Linked DNA regions of Homo sapiens: all the other regions are linked to region 4. Evidence: read pairs that join two places in POLR2A ChIA-PET (ENCODE). Cell type or tissue: PC-9. All regions are shown on one strand. Region 1 has its middle 39 kb from the start of RND3. Region 2 overlaps MMADHC-DT (MMADHC divergent transcript). Region 3 has its middle 100 kb from the start of LINC01931. Region 4 overlaps RND3 (Rho family GTPase 3).

Region 1 (2,500 bases), 54 kb before region 4:
TGGTATATATGTATGTGTATATATAATGTATGTATGTATGATATATATGTATATATTTATATATGTACGCATATATAAAATATTATATAATACATATATATAAACTACTCTCTCCTAGTTTGCTTAATTCAACACGCTCATGTTCTCTCTACGTGTGTGTGTGTGTGTGTGTGTGTGTGTGTGTATGTGTATTAGGAGATTTCCTATGCCTGATTATCATAGCACAAGGTGATGATGTGCTATGCCCCTGGGCATGGGGAAAGTGGGGTTAAAGGTACCCTCTGAGTTTAGACATTTAACATGCTGTCTTAGATGAACACGTATTAGCATTTTAGCAAAAAAGAAGCTGGTGAAGGAATGATAAAAATAGAAGAGCCAGTGAAGGAAAAGCTAATATAACCTATTAATGTATAAAATATTTTTAAAGTTATTTTTGTTTTTTGTTTGTTTTTGGTGGAGACAGAATCTCGCTATGTTGCCCAGACTGGTCCAGAACTCCTGGCCTCAAGTATTCCTCCCACCTTGGCCTTCCAAAGTTCTGGGATTACAGGTGTGAGCCACTGTGCTTGTGGAATTGTCAGGGAATGATTTATAGTGAAGTTGTGTCAATAAATGTAATCTGAAGAGTGATGTGCAAGTTCTTATGCAAAGAATGACAGCCAGCAAACAAAATACAAAATGATTTTTGATAAAATGTTCAGATAAGAAAATTAAAAAATTAGTTTGACTGCATGATCTAGCCATAGTTTTCTCAGACCCTTATCTTCCTATTTAATAGGCAAAAACTATTACAGAGACCTAATTTAATAATCTCTAGAACAGCTTTAATATATTTTTACATTTAATCTTGTTTTTGAAGAAAAGGTATAGTACAAAGCAATAGTTTCCACAAAAGAAAAGAAGAACACTTCAAATCACTTGAATTAAAAAAAGAAATAAGTATATATATATATATATCTTCTGTAGGAGATGCAAACTGAAGATAATGAATTAAAATTAACTGAAAGAAATATAATATTCCATCACATACAATACGTAGATATTGTTCTGGTGTTAAAATAATTTATTGAAATATTTTTCCTTTCTCTGAGTTAAAAATAAAAATTAAGTTGTTCAAAATGTCATTTTTTATAGTGCAGAATATCAATAATATGTCCAAAAGATACCTGTGATGAAAATATTATATAGGATTTGCTAAATGCATGCAACTTATTTCAAAATGATTTCAGAAGAATTCCACTGTCACAGTTCTGTTTCCCAGCAGCAGTGGCACCACCAGTAACCAGGCAGATACTGGCTTTTCTGGTTCAGAAGAGCAAAGAATGTTGACAGAAAGCACCACCCAGTGATTCATGTGTCACAAGAAGGTTTAAATCATTCTTCAGTAGAAGAATTTCCAAGGTTATTCCTTCCCACAAGCTTTGTATATAAGTCACTCTGCTATTCCCATGGTTACCAAAAGGGGAGAAAAAAACAGTATACTTCAAATTTCAACTGCTTTGCTGTTCAATCCCAAGCATAAAGTGACCTTCATCTGAACACTGTCTCCTAGAAAGTTTATTTTTTTCAATTGATTTGGATATGACCTGTCCCTTTGAAAACAATGTACAAGTATCCCAAACAGACAACAATAACATTTATCTTCTATACACATAATAAAAGCTAGAGTTTTGCATCCAGCTACACTGCTTAACTTTAAATAATCTGAGAGGATTGGACAGCAAGGAAATTACCCAGAAAACTATCATCTGGCAAAATTTTATAAACGAAGCAAAATGGAAAGATAGAAAAAATGATTCTTTGAGTTGGGTTGTTGGGCCCAGTAAGCCATGTGAAGGATTCCCATTAGCTCCAGTTAAAGGGACTATTTTAAGCTTTGTAGTTAAAAGGAGTTATTAAGATACAAAAGGACAAACCATCCAGGTTACATGGCTCATGAGTCCTACTAACTCCTTTTTCCTCAAGGAAATATAAGAAAGCAAACAAGCAAAACAAAACAAAAAGATTTGTAAACCAAAAATAAAATTCTAAGGCCCCCTCAACCATCTGAATAGACTTTCTCCTTGGCAGGGCCTCTTTTAAAATTTAACCTGAGAGACCGTTTCAGGCCATGAAGGGAAATGGGAGTTGGACATGTCTCATTACACCTCTCCAGCATTGACATCAACACAGACCTTAAGTCTCATAAGAAGCATTTTACAGTCTCTCCTCTCTGAAGCCTGCTACCTGGAGGCTGTATCTGCATGATTCAACTTTGGTCTCCACAACCTCTTATCTTAACCTAGACATTCCTTTCTATTGATCCCAGGTCTTTAGGTGAACTCAACCAATTGTCAACCAGGAAATTTTTAAGTCTACCTGTAAGCTGGAAACCCCCACTCCACCCCCAACTTACACCCAGCTTCAAGTTGTCCCACCTTTCTGAACGGAACCTATTTATTTATTTATTTGTTTTAAAAAAGGAGTCTTGTTCTGTCGCCCAGGCTGGAGTGCAGTGGTG
Region 2 (2,500 bases), 710 kb after region 4:
CCAAACACCACAGGAAAACCTGAATTCCAATGCATCCCCACAAACACAGACTAATTGGTGAGCCTAGACTTTTACTTGCACACAACCATAACTAAGTGTCCCTTCAATCCCCACCAGAGTGGTGGCCAAGGGGAGAGCAGAAACTTTTATTTCCACCCCTGGTAACAAGCCCTTTTCCAGTTGTGGCATCAGTAGAGACCACAGTAGGGTAAAGGATGATTCTGTAATTCCACTCTCACCCATCCATAATGAAGTGCCCTGCCAATGGGGTTGGTATCAGAGGAGGCATAGTAGAGAATCAGAAATTTCACCATCTCCCAGGTATGATAAAGCTAACCTCCCCATACCCTCAACCCACAAGTGTCAGTGGAAGCTAGTAAGAAGCAGTAATAAAGCACTTCTGCCCTTCCCAGCCAGCATGGTATCAGTGAAGACTTAATGGAGAGCCAGAACTTCCAACTCTGCCTAACAATAATGAGAAATCCCTCCCCAACTGAGGTGTCACAAGAGGTTGAAGAGGGACCCTGGACTCTACTACCATTTGTCAGTAATGACGTAACGCCTTCCTTTAGAGGACGCCAACAAAAACAAAAGATTTAACTAAGATCCATGGTCTCATAATGAAATACCCAAAATGCGCCGGTACGGTAAAAAAATCACTTTGATGTCATAACAAGAACCAGACAAATTGCAGCTTAAATAAGAAAATATAGTCAATAATTCACCAGATGACATAGATGCTGAAAATCTCTGACAAGGATTTTAAAGCAGCCGTTATAAAAATATTGTATTAAGTAATTTACAAGCATGCTTGAAACAAATGACAAAGTATATCTTTTGCAAGAAAAAAATAAAATAGGAGACATGAAGAACCAATGACCAAATTAAAAAATAATAATAATCTCACTGGATAGGCTCAATAGCAGAATGGAGAAGACAGAGGAAAGATTCAATGAACTTAATGTAAAACAATAGAAATTGCTCAATCTGAAGGACAGAGAGAAATAGACCTTAAAAAAAACAAAATAATCAGATACCCAGAAACCTATAGATCCATAAGAAATATCAAATATATGTATTATAAGGGTACCAAAAGTAGAGGAGAAAAAGGGTGTGACTAACAGGTATTTGAAGAAACACTGGATATCCATTGGCAAAAACATGACTCTTCACCTAAATGACAACCTTATACCAAAATAAACTCTAAATGGATTATTGATTTAAATAGAAATTATAAAACTACAAACTTTTAGAATATAATGTAGGAGAAAATCTGTATGACCTTTAGCAGGGAGTTTTTAGACATGTTATCAATAGCAAAATTTATTTTTTAAAAAATCAGTTGATTAGATTTCATCAAAGCTAAAAGTTTGTCTCAGGAAAGACACTGTTAAGAGTATGAAAACACAAACTAAAGACTAAGAGAAAATATCTCACGAGACCTATATCTAGAGCATGTAAAGAACTCTAACAAAACTTGAAGATTAAGAAAAAATAAAATTTTAAAATAGACAAAAGACACGATGAGATATTTCTTCAAAGAAGGTATACAGATGTCAAATAAGCACATGAAAAGATATTCATCACTAGCCATTAGGGAAATACAAATTAAAACCAAAATGAATTATCATTATGCATTTATTAGAACATTTAAAATTTATTTAAAAAAACAGTGACAATACCAAATTTTGGCGAGTATGTGAAGATATTAGATCTCTTTTTTTTTTTTTTTTTTTTTGAGATGGAGTCTCACTCTGTCACCCAGGCTGGAGTGCAGTGGCGCAATCTCGGCTCACTGCAAGCTCCGCCTCCCGGGTTCACGCCATTCTCCTGCCTCAGCCTCTCGAGTAGCTGGGACTACAGGCGCCCGCCATCACGCCTGGCTAATTTTTTATATTTTTAGTAGAGAAAGGGTTTCACCGTGTTAGCCAGGATGGTCTCGATCTCCTGACTTGGTGATCCGCCTGCCTCGGCCTCCCAAAGTGCTGGGATTACAGATGTGAGCCACCACGCCCGGCCGACACTAGAACTCTTATACATCGCTGGTGGGAAGGTAAAATGATAAACTACTCAAAAAAATAGGTTAGCAGTTTCTTCAAAACTAAACATATACTTAATATCTAACCTAGCAACTGCACAACTGGGCATTTATCCCAGAGAAATTAAAACATATGTCCACACAAAAATCTGTACACAAATGTTCGTATCAGCTTTATTTGTAAATAGTAAAAACCTAGAAACAACCAAAATGCCCTTTGACAGGTGAATGGCTAAACAAACTTCAGTATATTCATATCATAAAATCCTACTCAGCAATAAAAATGACACAATTTACAACATGGATGTACCTTGAGGGAATTATGCTAAGTGAAATAAGTCAGTCACAAAAATACAAATACTGTGTAATGCCACTTACTTGGGGTATTTATAGTAGTCAAATTTATAGAAACACAAAGTAGAATGGTGGTTACCAGAGGCTGGTGGCAGAGAGCGGGAGAGG
Region 3 (2,500 bases), 510 kb after region 4:
GCAAGGGTTGCAATCCTAGTCTCTGACAAAACAGCCTTTAAACCAACAATGATCAGAAAAGACAAAGTAGGAATTACATAATGGTAAAGCAGTCAATTCAACAAGAAGAGCTAACTATATATAGCTAACTATATAACTATATATAACCTAAATATATATGCACCCCATACAGGAGCACCCAGATTCACAAAACAAGTTCTTAGACACCCAAAAAAGAGACTAAAAGACTCCCACACAATAATAGTGGGAGACTTTAACACCCCACTATCAATATTAGATAGTTCAACAAGACAGAAAATTTAACAAGGATATTCCGGATGTGAATGCAGCTCTGGATCAAATTAACCTAATAGATATCTACAGGACTCTTCACCCCAAAATAACAGAATATACATTCTTCTCAGTGCCACATGGCACTTACTCTAAAATTGACCACATAATTGGAAGTAAAATGCTTCTCAGCAAATCAAACAGAATGGAAATAATAACAAACAGCCTCTTAGACCATAGTACAATCAAATTAGAACTCAACATTAAGAAACTCACTCAAAACTGCACAATTACATGGAAATTGAACAACCTGCTCCTGAATGACTCCTGGGTAAACAATGAAATTAAGGCAGAAATCAAGAAGTTCTTTCAAACCAATGAGAACAAAGAGACAACATACCAGAATCTCTGGCATGCAGATAAAACAGTGGTTAGAGAGAAATTATAGCACTAAATGCCCACAGGAGAAAGCAGGAAAGATCTCAAATTGACACATTAGCCTCACAATTAAAAGAACTAGAGAAGCAAGAACAAACAAATCCAAAAACTACCAGAAGACAAGAATTAACTAAGATCAGACTGGAACTGAAGGAGATAGAGACATGAAAAACCCTTAAAAAAATCAGTGAATCCAGGAACTGGTTTTTTGAAAAAATTAATGATATAGACATACAGCCAGCTAGACTAATAAAGAAGAAAAGAGAGAAGAATCAAATAGACACAATAAAACATGATAAAGGGGATATCACCACCGACCCCAGCGAAATGCAAACTACCATCAGAGAATACCATAAACACCTCTATGCAAGAAAACTAGAAAATCTAGAAGAAATGGATAAATTCCTGAGCAGATAAACTCTCCAAAGACTAACCTAAGAAAAAACCAAATCCCTTAATAGACTAGTAACAAGTTCTGAACTTGAGGCAGTAATTAATAGCCTGTCAACCAAAAACCACCCAGGACCAGACAGATGCACAACTGAATTCTACCAGACATAAAAAGAGGAGCTGGTACCATGCCTTCTGAAATTATTCCAAACAATTGAAAAGGAGGGACTCCTTCCTAATACATTTTATGAGGCCAGCATCATCCTGATACCAAAACTTGGCAAAGATACAACAACAAAAGAAAACTTCAGGCCAATATCCCTGGTGAATATTGATGTGAAAATTCTCAATAAAATACTGGCAAACCAAATACAGCAGCATGTCAAAAAAGCATATCTACCATGATCAAGTTGGCTTCATCTGTGGGATGCAAGGCTGGTTCAACCTATGCAAATCAATAAACATAATCCATCACATAAACAGAACCAATGACAAAGACCACATGATTACCTCAATAGATGCAGAAAAGGCCTTGAATAAAACTCAACATCCCTTCATGCTACAAGCTCTCAATAAACTAGGTATTGATGGAACATAACTCAAAATAATAAGAGCTATTTATGACAAACCCACAGCCAATATCACACTGAATGTGCAAAGCTGGAAGCATTCCCATTGAAAACCAGCACAAGACAAGGATGCTCTCTCTCGCCACTCCTATTCAACATAGTACTGGAAGTTCTGGCCAGGGCAATCAAGCAAGAGGAAGAAATAAAGCGTATTCAAATAGGAAGAGGGGAAGTCATATTGTCTCTGATTGCAGATGACATGATTCTATATTTAGAAAACACCATTGTCTCAGCCCAAATCTCCTTGAGCTGATAAGCAACTTCAGCAAAAGTCTCAGGATACAAAATCAAATTGCAAAAATCACAAGCATTCCTATACACCAATAATAGACAAGCAGAGAGCCAAATCATGATTGAATCTTCATTCACAATTACTAAAAAGAGAATAAAATACCTAGGAATACAACTTACAAGGGAAATGAAGGACCTCTTCAAGAAGAACTACAAACCACTGTTCAAGGAAATAAGAGAGGACACTAACAAATGGTAAAATATTCCATCCTCGTGGATCGGAAGAATCAATATCATGAAAATGGCCATATTGCCAAAGTAATTTATAGATTCAATGCTATTCCCATCAAACTACCATTGATATTGTTCACAGAATTAGAAAAAACTACTTTAAAATTTATATGGAACCAAAACAGAGCCCACATAGCCAAGACAATCCTAAGCAAAAAAGAACAAAGCTGGAGGCATTATGCTACCTGACTTCAAACTATACCACAAGGCTACAGTAACCAAAACAGCATGGTAACCAAAACTGATGCCAA
Region 4 (2,500 bases):
CAGTGGGAGGAAGGGGCGTTTCTTGACCTTCAGCAGTTGAGACTCAGCCTCCAGGTAGTTGTAGAAGGCACATGCCGTGTTAGTCCATGGATCAGCATTTATTAGCCACTAGCTATTTTCTCAGCCCTGGCCTGTGTGCTGTGGGGTTTCAGAATCAGATCCTTGTTGGAGCACTCCCTCTCCTCCACACACTGGCTTCAACACCGGATGTGGCTGAGAGCAAGGCAGTGTCAACTGAGGGGTGACCCATGCAGCCCAGTCTGAGTATGGTATGGATTGAGAAAGACAAACATGCAGGTGTGGCTAGGTTGGTTTTGTTTTTTTCATTTTAATTTTTAGTGGAATTTATTTGTATTTTGTGTGTTTTTATTAGTTTACATTCCCCTATTATATTTGATTGCTTGGCTTGTGTGTCATTGTGAAATCAGGATTTGAAGTATAATAATCCTTCTGTCTCTACTAAATATTACAAACAGAGTTCAATAAAACTCTTAGTAGATCTCTTTCTTAATAGATCAAAGACTCTTTTTTCCTTTTTAGCTCCTTTCAATTTTGAGTAATACATATCTAACACAAATAATGCTAATGCTTGTCAAATCCAGGCAGGAATACACCTTTCCTGTCTTTAATGCTTGTAAACAATTGCTAGACATGCAGAGGGAGGCCAAAGTCATTACACAGCTGAAGAGCAACATAACAACATGTCTAGTTCTGTCTGGAGATAAAAGGGGTTGCTTATTTACTAGAGATTTTACTTGATGTAGTATCAGGCTATGCATAATTTATGATGAAAAGCCTTTCTCCTGTTTTATTTTGCTTTTGTCTTCTAAGACCAAATGAATAGTGACTTTGGGCTTATAGATATTAATGAGTATGTTTTACATTCCTGTGAGGTTTAAGGCTCATGATAACCCCTGCGGTTTGTCTTGATTAATGGAACCCTTTAAGTCCTTCACTATCAAAGAGGAGGTTAGAATGACTTGAAGTAGGGAGGATTTCTTTTTTTTTTTTTTCCAGTTCACCTTCCACTTCTAATGCCAGTGCCACCTAGCATGTGGTAGGTGTTCCTACATAATTCTGAAAGGAGTGAGGGAGAGAGGGAGAGAGGAAGGGAGGGAGGAAAGAAGGAAAGAAGGAAGGAAGGAAGGGAGGGAGGGAGGGAGGAAGGGAGGAATAAGTGGACAAAATGGGCTCTTATGGAAAGTATATTACTCCTTTGAATCCTCTGGTGTAGTTTGCACTAGAGTTCGTTACCCAAAGTACACCCCTAGATTTGGAGATGTCTCCTCTAGTGATCTTTTAAGTTATTCTTGCAGGATGTCCCTCTTATCTAGTGTTATACTTAATACATGACTTCATCACCCCCAGTATTCTGTGAATTTCCTTCCAGAAGACACAGCTATGTCTTAGTCATCATTGTCACTGCCACAGTACTTAGTAGAACACTTACATATTTGTGAATGTGGGTGGGAAGAGTCAGGCGCCACTTCCCCATCTCAGCCTCTCTAGGCCCTGCCCTCAAAGGCCAAAGATCTCCTGTGACCGCCCTGAACTCTTGACTCCCATGCTGTTGCAGAGCTCAAGCTTGAGGAAATGAAGCCACAAAAAGCTGCTTGCTTGTTCTTAAAGAGGACAGTTGGAATTCCAAGCCAGGCATTGCTGAAGGTTCTAATAATTCTTGTTAGATCATGAAACAACTAGACAAATTGGAATAGATTGAAATAGTTTTAAACTAACTTGAAGGCATATGAGCTACAGGACCAGCTGCCTTCCCGATGACCCAAGAGATGTTCCTTTGCAAATGTCATGGTCTGTGTTGATGCAACCATGTGAACAGAAACTCCTTCAAGGCAGGATGTTCTGTTTTATTAACTATCTCAGGTACTTAAAATAGAGCCTCAGCTCGTGGTGGCATGCTTCAGTGTTTCATGATGGGATCAGGGAATGCATACTTGTGCTAGTGTTGCCTCTGCCTTATCCCCAGCCTTCTAGTGAAGGAGGATCAGATCCACACATCGAAGGATGTGGTCACTTGTTAGGATATATAATTATTCTTAAGACACATTTATCTTTAAGAGACACACCAATAATTAAGACATTATTGAAGCTACCTTTGGACAACATCTACCAAGTCTCTTTCAGTAGCAACAGATGAGTCACAGAGAGGGAGAATCAATCATAATATACATAATTATTCTCTAATGCTTAAAAAGTAGTAAAACTTCACATCTGTTCAGGAGATAAATGCAAAGTTTGCTTCTTCATCTCAAGGGACACTCCATTTTTAACATCTTTTCTGAGTTTCATTCTAATGTCAGCCAGTGGAGAAATGGTTTTCATGATATGGATACCGTTACTTTGTTCATTTTTAATCTTTTTTTTTTTTCTTTCATAGTGGAAAGGTGAAATCCAGGAATTTTGTCCAAATACCAAAATGCTCTTGGTCGGCTGCAAGTCTGATCTGCGGACAGATGTTAGTACATTAGTAGAGCTCTCCAAT

The links. ChIA-PET counts read pairs that join two places held together with the same protein. Peaks named below come from ENCODE experiments on the same cell type or tissue, not always from the same donor. Only the 100,000 strongest peaks of a DNase experiment are listed, where the experiment ranks them.
Region 1: POLR2A ChIA-PET joins it to region 4 with 5 read pairs; 7 of 35 experiments call an interaction of 5 or more read pairs at or near these places.
Region 2: POLR2A ChIA-PET joins it to region 4 with 5 read pairs; 2 of 35 experiments call an interaction of 5 or more read pairs at or near these places.
Region 3: POLR2A ChIA-PET joins it to region 4 with 7 read pairs; 4 of 35 experiments call an interaction of 5 or more read pairs at or near these places.

What each region holds. Positions count from the first base shown.
Region 1 is chr2:150,525,896-150,528,395 of GRCh38, reverse strand. No RefSeq gene overlaps it. Among named protein-coding and RNA genes, the nearest start is that of RND3, 39 kb to the right of the region's middle. In PC-9, no CTCF peak of the experiment used is centred here; DNase peaks (open chromatin) are centred at 1,355 and 2,295; H3K27ac peaks cover 2,246 bases.
Region 2 is chr2:149,761,620-149,764,119 of GRCh38, reverse strand. The region is part of intron 2 of MMADHC-DT (MMADHC divergent transcript); the gene reads right to left. Among named protein-coding and RNA genes, the nearest start is that of LINC01931, 96 kb to the left of the region's middle. In PC-9, no CTCF peak of the experiment used is centred here; no DNase peak of the experiment used is centred here.
Region 3 is chr2:149,959,763-149,962,262 of GRCh38, reverse strand. No RefSeq gene overlaps it. Among named protein-coding and RNA genes, the nearest start is that of LINC01931, 100 kb to the right of the region's middle. RefSeq lists an enhancer at 1-119. In PC-9, no CTCF peak of the experiment used is centred here; no DNase peak of the experiment used is centred here.
Region 4 is chr2:150,471,657-150,474,156 of GRCh38, reverse strand. It overlaps RND3 (Rho family GTPase 3), which reads left to right. Exons shown (of 6, transcript NM_005168.5): 5 at 2,396-2,500. Among named protein-coding and RNA genes, the nearest start is that of RND3, 15 kb to the left of the region's middle. In PC-9, no CTCF peak of the experiment used is centred here; a DNase peak (open chromatin) is centred at 1,496; H3K4me3 peaks cover 637 bases; H3K27ac peaks cover 2,393 bases.